2 separate regions of the Homo sapiens genome follow, and region 2 is linked to region 1. A link is a contact called in ENCODE Hi-C or POLR2A ChIA-PET data. All regions are on one chromosome and are shown on one strand. The core of a region is the stretch at or near the end of the contact, and the rest is flanking DNA. Distances in the headings are between cores, read along the strand shown.

The links. Hi-C counts contacts between places; a loop is a spot of excess contacts on that map. ChIA-PET counts read pairs that join two places held with the same protein, here RNA polymerase II (POLR2A). Pooled maps may share reads with other maps.
Region 2: a map of OCI-LY7 shows a loop between it and region 1 (8-fold over the local background). The contact joins two enhancer-like sites. A Hi-C loop is called at or near these places in 2 of 168 maps with a recorded cell type or tissue (GM12878 and OCI-LY7), 30 of 37 single-sample maps with no recorded cell type and 8 of 50 pooled maps. POLR2A ChIA-PET finds 5 or more read pairs at or near these places in 2 of 52 experiments (GM12878 and OCI-LY7).

What each region holds. Positions count from the first base shown.
Region 1 is chr4:80,872,208-80,878,202 of GRCh38, forward strand. The region is part of intron 4 of CFAP299 (cilia and flagella associated protein 299); the gene reads left to right. Among named protein-coding and RNA genes, the nearest start is that of BMP3, 160 kb to the right of the region's middle. Within about 2 kb of position 4,549, at least 3 of the 41 ENCODE cell types and tissues checked have a DNase peak (open chromatin) inside an H3K27ac peak, as active enhancers do; they include OCI-LY7, where a contact is called at or near this core.
Region 2 is chr4:80,986,197-80,993,094 of GRCh38, forward strand. No RefSeq gene overlaps it. Among named protein-coding and RNA genes, the nearest start is that of BMP3, 41 kb to the right of the region's middle. Within about 2 kb of position 3,880, at least 2 of the 41 ENCODE cell types and tissues checked have a DNase peak (open chromatin) inside an H3K27ac peak, as active enhancers do; they include OCI-LY7, where a contact is called at or near this core.

The sequences.
Region 1 (5,995 bases), core at 3,299-5,798:
ATCGCCCCAGTTTTAGATCTCCTGAGCTCGATCAGTAGGTTCAAGTGGTGTCAGTCTAATTACTTCATTACAAGATTTTCCATAAAATTTCACCCAATGGTGTTAGCATCTATTATTGAAAGCTACCTAAATGTTTTTACTAAGGGTTGAATAATGGTGAATCTATAATTATATTATTTATCCTGAATTTTTTAACTTGAATTCTTCTATAGAGAAAAACTTTTCCTTATCACTTATTTGGTTACCTTGAAATAAATTCCTGCAGAAATACAAAATAAATATTTTTTTCATTTATAGAAAATTTGAAGCCAGAAACACAAAAGAGTGTAGAGATTATACCAAATTATTTTTCAGAGTAGTTGTATCATTTTGTATCCATGAGAAATACTGCATAAGTGATCTGGTTATCCCTCATCCTCACCAACACAAGATATTAACAAACTGTTCTTTCCCACTGTAGTGAGTTATAAATGATCTCTCAATGTGGTTTTCATTTTTATTTACTTGATTATTTATTAGATTGGGTATCTTTTATTGGCTGTTCAGATTTTCTTTCTGTGAAGTACCTATTAAGATTTTTCCCTGTTATTTCAAGTGAGCTATTCTTTTTCTTGCAAATTATAAGATTCGTTTTATTTATTTTTGGATATTGATTAATCCTTTGCCTCTTATGTGTATTTCAAAATATCATCTCTCTGTGTGTAGTTCTTCTTCTTTTTTTTTTTTCATTGATTTTGATGGTCAGAAATCAGAAGTTCTGATAGTCATCTTAATGCATTTTAAACTTTACCTCTGCAGTTTGTGCTTTTGTATTTTGTTTAATAAACCCCATCCTTTTTGGAAGTCATAAATATACTGTCTTATAGGATATTATAGTTTTGCTTTTGATTTTATATCTTTAACTGCCCAGTATTAATATAGCATATGGTAGTTAGGCAGTTGTTATTAGGGGAAAAAGTCCCTTAGGTGTATGAAGTTCCATACTTAGTTTGATTCAGAACTAAAGCCAAAATTTAAAATTAAATATTTCATAAAGTCTCTATATCCTTACCTTTTAGCATGGTCTTTTATTCTATGCAGAGACAAACATTTTGTGGCTATGATTAGAATCTGGTCTTGCATTTTTACTGTGGAAAATATAAATGTCAATAGACAGCTGCTACTATTATGAAATGTAGCAGTAGAAAGGGCCCTGACCAAACTGGCAATCTTTTCAATTCAGCTTCCATCTTAACTATGTCTTTAAGATTCAGTACTTTCTTTTTGACACACTTGTGAGTAATTATAAGTGGATAGCAGGTTACAATTTCAAGTTCCTTCACACTTCCCTGTTGATATGGGCATGACAAGCATTATTCTTACCATCAGAGAGAGGAAAAGATAAAGAGTAAACCACTTACTAAAGTTCATAAGTGAAACACTGATGAGACAGGACAAGTTCTTCAGCATTCTAATTCACTGTTCACCTCTAGAACACTATTCCTGGTTTAAGCTTTTATATCCCAAGGACAACTGTACCATGTAGAATCACTTATAAGCTCCGCATATATTTGCATACATTTCCATGTTTATGCATGTGTTGAACAAAGATCTAAGGCTTGCCTATAGAGCTCTACCCATCCCTCAGATAGGATAATCAAGAGGAAATGAAAAACTTTTCTTTGTGTTTCTTTTTAGAGCTTCCATGAAATATTCATACCCTTGACCAGAAAATGACCTTAAATACTAAAGCTTTGAAAGGTATTATTGTCAAATTTCCCTTGAAGTCCCATTGTCTGTTTTATTAAAATGTTTAACGTTCCAAGCCCCTGAAGTTAGAATTATATGCACTTATCCTGTGCTTAAGTGCATTCTTCTGAAAGCATTCTGGTAACATATTGGCTGATTCTCAAGTTTAAAAAGGAAAAAATAAAGCAGTAAATGAACCCAGGGTTTCTACAAATAGTATTAAAATATTGCCTATTTTTAAAGTTATTAATGCTTTTCCAAATTCGAATATGGTGATTGTTCATTAGAATATTAGTTTAGTCTGTTCAGCAGATATTCACTGAATTTGAAAGAGGGGGAAATACTTTGAGCGAAAACCTACTAACTAAAGGAGACTTGCCGCAACTACCTAGCTCCTTGATACGCAAAGTATAGTCCATGAACCCACAGTGAAGCATCTCAGGTTCTCTTCCAACCACTGAGTTAGAATTAGTATATTAACATGATCCTCAATATTTCCATATGCTTATTTGTCTTAGTTTGTGCTGCTATAACAAAATACCACAGACTGTGTAATTTATAAACAATAGAAATTTATTTATCATGGTTTTGGAGGCTGGAAAATCCAAGACCAAGGTGCTGGCAGAATTGCCATTTGGTGAGGCCTCCTTTCTGCTTCCAAGATGGTGCCAGAAAAGGGCTTAAACTAGTTCCCTCCAATTTCTTTATAAGGCACTAATCCATTTCTGAGGCAGAAGTATCATGACTTAATCACTTTCCAAAAGCCCTACCACTTAATACACCAGTTTTAACATAAATTTTGGAGGGGACACATTCAAACCATAGCAATATTAAATTTTGAGAAGCATGCCCTAGACTGGTGCTCTCTAGTAGGGTAGCTACTACCCGCATATGGCCACCGAGTACTTGATGTATGGTTAACCTTGAATTAAGATGTACTGTGAGTGTAAAATGCACACTTGATTCTGAAGACTTCTCATAAAAATATAAAATGTCTTATTAGTAATTATTATTTCATGTTAAAATAATAATGTGATAGATATTTTGAGTTATAAAATACATTATTAAAATAATTTTACCTATTTCTTTTTATTTGTTTTTAATGCGACTACTAGAAAATTCAAAAATACATCTGTGGTTCACATTGCTGGCTCATATCGTATTATATCTCCATTAAGCAACACTCTTCTGGTCTACTTGTCCCCAACCCAGAGGCTCAATCTCACCCCAATCTTTAGAACCAGTACTAATCTTAGATAGGTATGATGTAAAAAGCCAGAAACCAGAGATCAGCAATTAGTCATTGGACCAGATCTGCCTGCAGAATTGTTTATTTGGCCTGCACAATTGTATGTAAAATTGTGTCAATGTTTCAGAAACAAAAAATTTCCCACAAAATATCTTGGACTTGAAATTTTCTTTAAACTTATAAGATCTCTCATCTTGCCGGGCGCGGTGGCTCACGCCTGTAATCCCAGCACTTTGGGAGGCCGAGGCGGGTGGATCACAAGGTCAAGAGTTCGAGACCACCCTGGCCAACATGGTGAAACCCCGTCTCTACTAAAAATACAAAAAAAAATTAGCTGGCCATGGTGGCAGGTGCCTGTAATCCCAGCTACTTGGGAGGCTGAGGCAGGAGAATCGCTTGAACCTGGGAGGCGGAGGTTGCGGTGAGCCAAGATCGCGCCATTGCACTCCAGCCTGGGCAAAAAGAGTGAAACTCTGTCTCAAAAAAAAAAAAAAAAAAGATCTCTCATCTCAACTGTCATCCAGAATTAAACTGCAGCTGCTTCCTCAGATGGGGCATATTTTTACTAGATTAACACAGACTTCACTAACCACATATAGTGATACCACCATCACCCTTGAGTTACTCATGCATAGTACCTGCTAGCTTCTTTTAGGCATTTGAGTTTGTGACTTCTGGTTTAAACTGCTATCTTAGATTCTAGAGGTCATATTTTCTGTTAGCCTAGTCATGATATTCTTTGCTCACCCACTACGTGTGAGTTTATTTCAGCCCTTGGTCTCCCTCAGGTTGTTCCATACCGTGGTTACAAGGTTGAACTGCGTCAGTCTGAGATGATTATGATGATGATTTAAAAACAATGATGATGTTAACTGAGCACTTACTGTGCATAGTACTAATTAATAACTAAAGCACTGTACTAAATAATTTATATATTACATATTATATATAAATATTATATATTACATTTATAAATATTATATTATATATAATATTTCATTTTCTCTTTACAACAACCTTATAGGTTAGGGACCTGATATGGTTTGGCTGTGTCACCACCCAAATCTCATCTTGAATTGTAATCCATATAATCCTCACATGTCACGGGAGGGACCTGATGGAAGGTAATTGAATCATGGGGGCAGTTTTCTCCATACTGTTCTCAGGATAGTGAGTGAGTTCTCACAAGATCTGATGGTTTTATAAGCAACTGGCATTTCCCCTGCTGGCACTCATTCTCTCTCCTGCTTTCCTGGGAAGAGGTGCCTTCTGCCATGATTGTAAGTTTCCTGAGGCCTCCCCAGCCATGTGGAACTGTAAGTTAATTAGACCTCTTTTCTTTATAAACTTCCCAGTCTTGGGTGTTTCCTTATAGCAATATAATAATGGACTAATACAAGACCTTTTTCACATTTTAACACTTAAAAAACCTGTATCATTAAAGTGTTAGCTGGCTTAACCAAAGTTATATACAGACACATACATATGTACAACCAGAAATCCAGGACCAAACAGAGATCACTGCCATTATTTTTTTTAATTCAGTACATTATTCCATTTAAGACTTTGACATGTAAAGATGTCACTTTTGACCTCAAATCCATATCCCAATCCTTCCCAGGTCATATTTTTTTTTGTCAGAAGTGTGTCTCCTGTGACAAGACCTAATTTAGGAATATTTTTCAGAACTTTAAGCAATCCTGCTGTCCACAGTTAAGACTAGGAAATTTTGGCCATCCTGTACCCACCCTTGCCACTTCCTTCTTTCATTGAGCTTGGCAGAAAACACCCCTTTGTACTTAACCAGGCTTTCATTTTCAGTCACTGTGAGTAAGAATTATAGTGTCCCCACAGCTTTGTGTGTGGAAGAGCTCTGAACAGAATTAAAAGTGACCTGTAATTGTGGTTTCAGCCTAAAAGTCTTTAGGGAAACATTGGCCCTGACTTGTTGAACCTCAGTTATGTCCCAGGATACTTTTAGAATCTACTCATATCCTCTGAACTGTGGTTCAAAAAAATTTTGTAATATCTACTTGGAATTCTTTTACAGATAAATTTAATTTTCCAATACTTAACTCATTTTAGCTTCTCTTTATTCCAAGCTAAATATTAAGTACTGTCTCTCATGGAAAATTCAGAAATAGAGCAGAGATCCCAAAAGCCATATACTGTGCATATAACCCATAAACTAGGACTAACAATTCCTACTGAATCCTTACTAGAGTATCTGTCTGTGTCATCTAATGACAGAAATTATTCATGCACAGTTTGGTCCATTGCTTTAAAAGAAAAAGTCAGAATCCCAGAGCAATCACTTGGTAGTTTCTTTAGTTGTCTAGAATGTGTTTCCTTGAAGATTGTGTCTCTGGATAAACCTTAAGTGAATAATTAGAGATCTCACAAAACCTCTAGTTTATTGACACTGACTGTGGTTAAGACAGGATTACTCTACATAAGATTTTTTCCAACTTTTTAAAATTTTTGGTCAAAAATACACAACATAAAATTTCAGTTTAACCGTTTAAAGTGTACAGTTGAGTGACATTAAATACATTCAAATTTTTGTGCAACTTTTTCAACTTTTTATTATTAATTTTTTTTAAGTTTTGGAAAAGTTCAAAGAATAGTACAATGAAGGCTAATATACTCACAACCTAGACAAAACAATTGTTAACATTTTTCCAAACTTGCTTCAATTCTCTTTTGGTATTTTGGTGTGTGTTTATTTGTGTCTATGTTTGTACTATTTGAAAGTAGCTTACAGATTTCACCTTAAAATATTTCATCTTGCGTCTCATGAGTATAAGGACATCCTCCTACATAACATCACCATTATTTTAGATAAAAATTCATAATTATTTTCTACTGTCATCTAATGTTTAGCTCATATTTAAATTTTCTTAAGTATGTCCAAAATGTATTATAGCTACTTGTGTGAATCATCATTCAATGTATAAAAATTACATTGCTTGTGTCTCTTTACTGTCCTTTTCTTTAAAAGAGCACCTCTCTCCATAC
Region 2 (6,898 bases), core at 2,630-5,129, 110 kb after region 1:
TGTGCATTCATGACTTCCCTTGGTTGCTCTTAGCCTGGTTGGGAATAAGCCAACTCATTAAACAGACTTGACTAAATACATGTAGACAGCAGTAAAATTGCAGTATTAAAATACTTTACTAAATTCTTGGAGATGGCAAAAAGAAGAAAGAAGGGTGGGAAGTGGAGAAGGAGAAGAGAAAAAAAAAGAAATAACACAAGACCAAATTTGATACATCATATAAAAGAAAATACACTAAACCAAATAATCTTATTTATAAAATGTTGCTTTCTCTTTAGAAGTCCCAGACTCTATCCTAGCCTAGCAATCACCCTGCCTCCACGTAGAGAGAGCCATGTTAATATACACAATCAAAATGACCATTGAAGAGCATTCTAGTCATTCAAAATGTATTGTCAAAGAGTAAGACACATAAACACACATGGACAAATACATCCAGCTTTTATCAATTCAGACTTCTTCTAATTTAAAAACTTATTCATTAGCTAGAAACACTTCGGGACTATTCAGCAGATAAATATGATTAGTGTCTCAGAAACTCAGGAATGTTAAAGATGGCCTAAGCTTTAGAAAAACAAAACAGCTACATGTTTGAGTTTGATGTTCATAACATTATCCATATTACATGTTTAGTCAAAAATATTAGCACATAGAATTAGTTGAATATTTGCATTTTATGATTTTTCTTTGGTCTAAAAACACGCACCTGTTTTCCAGCTTAAGTAAGATTTAACTAGTAGGAAGAGGAAGAAGCCCTTAAAGAATTGTTCTAGGGTTCTATAAAATTCAAGTATTTATTTTTAAAAACTCAATTAAGGAAATTATTTTTCTCCCCAGGGAGACACGTTTTTCCTTCCCTTTTCTTAAATTTAATTACATAATATTTTAATAGATGTCCTAAAACTCAGGAAGTGAAAAATTAGAAAATATGCATAAAAGCTCTTGCAGTATAAATGACCTCAGACACAGATCAAAAACATTAGAGCCATTATTATTATAGAAGAATAGTCGGGGGCTTCCTAATCAAATTAATAAAGAAGAAATAAGCTTTCCACTGCCAAAGAGATTCAGTATTATGAAATAGACTCACTTTCTAATATGAGTACATCATGAGTCATGTTCAATTATGTAAAATTAAAACTCTACCATAAAGAAACAGAGTACAATCAGTGATTATTCAGAAAATTCCAAAATTCAATAATGAGGAATTTATCCTGTCTGTTCATTAAAGGAGTTTAATATACATCACATTCTAATGATGCAAATATTTAGTCAGTCCCAATAAGCAGCTCTTTAAGGATCCAAACATTTTAAATTCACTTTCAAGCCATCCTTCCAGCTTCAAGATTTCATTTTTGTTGTGTTGTCCTATTACTTATTTATTTTTATTCCACTAGCTTTAGCAATACAAGTGGCTTTTGATGACACAGATGAATTGCATAGTGGTGAAGTCCAAGGGTTTAGTGTACCTGTCACCCAAATAGTGTATATTGTACCCAGTAGATAGTATTATATTTCATCCCCTACCCCTCTTCCACTCTCTCCTCTCTGAGTCTCCAATGTCTTACCACTCTGCTTCCTCATAACTTAGCTCCCACTTATAAGTGAGAACATGAAGTATTTGGTTTTCCATTCCTGAGTTACTTCAGGAATAATGGCTTCCAGTTACATCCAAGTTGCTGCAAAAGACATTATTTCATTCTTGTTCATGGTCGAGTAATACTCCATGGTATACTTATATCACATTTTCTTTATCCACTCATTGATTGAGAGGCACTTAGATTGATTCCATGTCTCTGCAGTTGTGAATTGTCCAGCTTCAAGATTTCTTGCCCATAAAATAGGTGTGGGCAAAACTTAGTAGTAACCAAGCAGTCTGAGATATCATACTGTTCCCTATTTATTAATTAATGTGTTCAAAACATATCTAGTGAGCACATATTATGTAACAGGCTCAAAGGTATGAAAAGATAACACAACCTCCATGAGGCTTACTAAATAACAGGGAAAATGACTAAATAGTAATTAAAACATGATGAGTGTAGTAATTGGAGAGATACAATATTCTCTGGAAACACAGGGCAGAAACAATAAATGTATTATGTGATCTATGGATGTGAAAGAGGGCGAGGTGGATACCAGAGTAGTGATCTGAAAATCCGTATGTGACTTTTTCTTCTCCCGACATCCTTCCATTTTTTCTTCTATTTTTCCTGTTTCATATCTTATTCCAAATATCTATCTTTTTTTTTTCTTGTCCCAACCTGCCTAGTATCTGTTGTTATTTTTTTGGTTTGTTTGTTTGTTTTTTTTCTTATCATCTGTAGTTAGATTCAGCATACGACTTCAGCAACAGTTCTCTTTATAGCCAAAACTCATTTAATTCATATCCCTATTCAGTTTCCTAGACCCACACAGATCTTGTGGTGTTAGTACTAAACTTGTCATCAGCAGACTCAGATCAAAATCCTGATATTGCTGAGTAATAATAGCTATGTGGCTGAAGACAAAATGACCCCTCAGAGTCTCAGCATCTTCATCTTCATGATGAACCAACTTTACGAGGATGGTGCATAGAGAAATATAGATAAGGTGGTATATAAATGCAGTTAGGTAAACAAAGGAAAATGTCATCAAAGAAACAAACCAAAATATGTCTACTTGGACTCACTTGAGAGGTATTTTAAGAGATTGCTTTGAAATACATGAAAAGTGATACTGCAATGGCACCCTCTCTGTAATGAATGAAATTGCAGAGTGAAGATACATGGGACAATGTTGTACAGAAGTTTGTTTTGTTTTAATGACTTTTCTTAGTGAAATGTAAGTATGTGAACATGACTGAGTTTAGAAAATGTGTTTCTAAAGAATGCATGTTCAGTATGTGTCCTACTGTTTCCATTTATATAGCTTTTCTTATGATAGAATGAAAGCCTCTTACCATGTGAATCCTGGAGGCTGGTTGGCTGACATTCACATGTGGCCTGGGGAAGCTATCTTAAGCATGGAAACTACTTATTTAATAGTTCAAAATACTCAGACATGGATTTACACTACTTCCAATTATCCATAGTTTTATTTTTATATAACAGCTAGACACTACTGAGCATTCTACACTTCGTTTTTCACAATCTGCAACCAGTGTTCTGAAAAAAACCGAACAAACAAACAAACAAACAAAACTAATAGTTCAAAGACAAAAAAAAAATGTAAGAGCAAATTACCACAGCCCCTTACATTTACAATAGACCTTTGTCCAAGACCTGGAGGGATAACCTAGCCTTTTCTAGTAGTATTTCCAGACAGTGAGTCACCTTTTAGCAGAAACTTTTTAAGAGTGTATTTTAAACTATAAATATTTTTGTATTTTATAAAAGGATCTTGTATACTTTATTTTCTTGACAGCACATTTAAAATTTCCCTTTCTTTAGGCAAGGTAGTCTTCAAGTAAAGGCATTTTAGGGAAGCCTATATCTGCTTCTATTTTGTTTATTGACTGATCCAGTCATTCTTTGAACAAATATTTAACAAATATTTATTGAGGAACTGGTATGTACCAGGTAACCCTTCAAGGGTTATTTTATTTTACCCTCATGGCAATACTGTGAAGTGCATATTATTCCCCATTTTTAGAGTAAAAATACTTGGAGAGAAGGCAAACTACGTAAAATTCTACGTAAAGCATATATAGGTCTATCATTTATGTCTTCGCGTAATTACTTTGTTCATCTAAGCACACTGGGCAATATATGTCAAACCTGATTAGAACAGTGTTTCAATGACACCCCCTTCACTGTGGATAGGTACTTTGAGTCACTGTGTCATGGCTGAGGATGCTCAATCAGATTTCTACATTGTACGACTGCCAATGCTGTTAGAACCAGGAAGAAAGAACAGGAATCAGCTTTTTTATGTCCAGACAGTTTGCCACCTAGTGGTCAAGTTTAGCAAAACTTTCTGGAGTCTATTGTTTGTTAAGACAACTTAACTCTCCTTAGATTGTATTTTTCTTAGCTCTAAACAGGGGACCCAGCTTTGCTTAGCTACTTCCAAAGATTAGGGCAGGGCAGATTTTCATCATAAGTTACTAGACAGAGTTTCTAGGGATGGCAAGAAACGTCTTTGGCTCTCTCTTGAGGAAAGGGCAAAAGTGCATGCCTCAATCAAATGTTGATGCCTTTGGGGCAAGGTATAATGCTCTGTATGCAACAAAACCATGCAGGTACAAACTTCAGAGAGACAATGTAAATAGAAGTAGACAGAATTAGAATTTGAAAGCTTATGGAGTCATGACTTATCTGCCTTTTGTTTCTCTGGCTTTTAAAAGGGATATTGGAAAATATTTTACTTTTTGGCACTCTATTTTTTTTTATTTTAAAATGCAAATTTCAGCATTTCTCACCAAGTGACAAATGTAAAGTGTTTTAGAATTTTCAGAGGAATATTGTTTTCCTAGACACTGTTTACCAAAACAGTTTACCTAGACTACAGTTTACCAAAAATTCTGAAATCGAAGTCTGAAGAAGTAGTAGACTTTAATTAAATGACGAAGCAAGAAGGATACCATTTCTAAGTCTTGTGTAGGTATATGATTTTTTCATTTTCTGCTACAACCAGATTCTGCCACTGAAATATTTATAATATTGAGATTTGGGACCAGGGTGAGATTTTGTTTTAGAGTAGGAATGAACTGAACCACTTATTCTCAGACAAAATGCATGCAGTCAAGAACTCCATGACTATCTGTGAGACAGATGGGAACTCCTGATGCATACCAGGCGACTGTTCTTCAGCAAAGAAAACAAAAACCCAGGTGCAGAATGTATTGCAACAGTGCAGATGGGTCTTCAAGGGTGTTCACTGTTTACAAGAAAGAGGAACAGAGCTCTCATCATTGAGTGACCACTCTTCCTGGGGATCTATTTCCCCCAGCTGGCCTCAAGCAGAATATTCCCCCAAAGGCCCAAGCACCAGCTGTCAATGACCTCTGCCCCTTCAAAGAGAGAGACTGGGTGGCCGCTTTCACCCTGTCAAGATGTGCTAATTACTGGAATGCTGAGAATCAGAGCCTGCATCCTACAATGGTATTTCTATAGCTTGTCCACCTCCTACACATCTTTCTCCTCTTGTTCTTAAATCTTTTAAATATACAACAGCTTACATCAATTTCTCTATAGATTGTTGGCATCTTTTCTATCCAGTTATATGTTCTCAGCTCCCATATTTTATATTTTATATTTTATAAAAGGATCTTGTATACTTTATATTTTGTCAAATTATTTAAAATTTCCCTTTCTTTAGGCAAGGCAATCTTCAATTAAAAATCCCTTCATTTAAGAGCAATTTGGAAAGAGAGAAAAGCCCTCTTGATATCTACTCTATGCCAGAGGCATGTCCATCCATAGACATGGCTTGATCTAATTATCATCATAAACCTAGAAGAGAACATTATTATTCACAGTTGCCAGGTATGGAAACTGAGGCTAAGGGAGGCTGATACTCTTTATATATGACTCTGCAATCCTTCCTCTCCCAATTCGTAGTTTACACTGCCTAATTATTCTTCCTAAAATGTACCTCTGATTATTTCATACTCTAGCATCCTTTTCTTGTCTGGTAAAGGAAGTACAAACTCCTCTGTTGGCCTTTTAAGGTGTAGTCTTTGTCTGCTCTTCCAACTGTGCCTCAAACTTCTCACTGACACAAAGCTTTTCAGCTATATCCCAGGTTTCTGCCCTTTCTCTAGCAATTCGGTCCTCTCTGACCCATCTGTCTTACTCTTTAGTCTTGCCCTTCTCACAGGGATATCTTAGCATATTCCGCAGATCAGCACATAGATCATCTTCCTCACGAAAACTTTCTTCCACCTTTAATATGTGTGAAAACTATTATAATTTTTGCATTGAACTTTTAACTCTTAACACTGTTCATTAAAGATAATATTGAACAATCTAGGCTCACACTGAAAATCATCATCAAAATGCAATATAATAATTATCTTCATGGGACACTGTACTAGACATCATGTAAGAAAAATTCAAGAAAAGTGACGGAACTTCTGAATTCTTCAGAGTAGTGTCAAAAGATAGAGAGAAAAAAAGAACTGAGCCAGATAAAATATCATAAAGTACAGAGATTGTAATATGAAATTGAGTTTCTAAGTAAAATTTTATTGTCATTTGTTTTATTTTATTTAAAAGCATAAAAATCAAAGGTTTTCAGATGCAAATATTCTATAGGGATGGCTGAAGTAAGGAAAATATATACTGCATCCCTACAATTGGCAAAATCCTACTTATTATCTCATTTCATACATAAGCAAAGAGGTAATAAATGTTTAATAACAATCTCTGAAAAGAAAAAAAACCCTGATTTGAAGTCTTTGCCAATTTCTGTAGTGTAAATATTTTCACTACTAATATTTCTATTTAAAGCTACGAATGTGGCATCTCTGATCATGGAGTTAGAAGAGATGTTCACACCTGCCTCTCACACTCTGGTACAACGTCCCTCAAGCACACTTCTATAAAAACTAATTATTTTCCCTATTAAGCAGATTAAGGAAGTGAGAATCAGAGACGTTTTATAACTTGCACAAGATCACACAGTCAATATACAGAAAAGAGGTGATTTTAGTCTGCTATGTAAGATTACAGATTCCACTCTTTTTGGCTAGAGCGCACGCCTGATCTCTATCAGCAAGTTACTGAATTAAGCAAATTGAACATAGACATCCCTCAATACCCTCTTGTTTCTACCAGGAGTAGAGAAACAGAACAACAAGGAATAATCACATAGTGGACAGGGCCTCAATAAAAGACTTCAATGGGGAAGAAATCTCTAGTAGCATAGAGTGTTGATTCTCAGGAACATAAAACAAAAGATGAGCATAAATTGA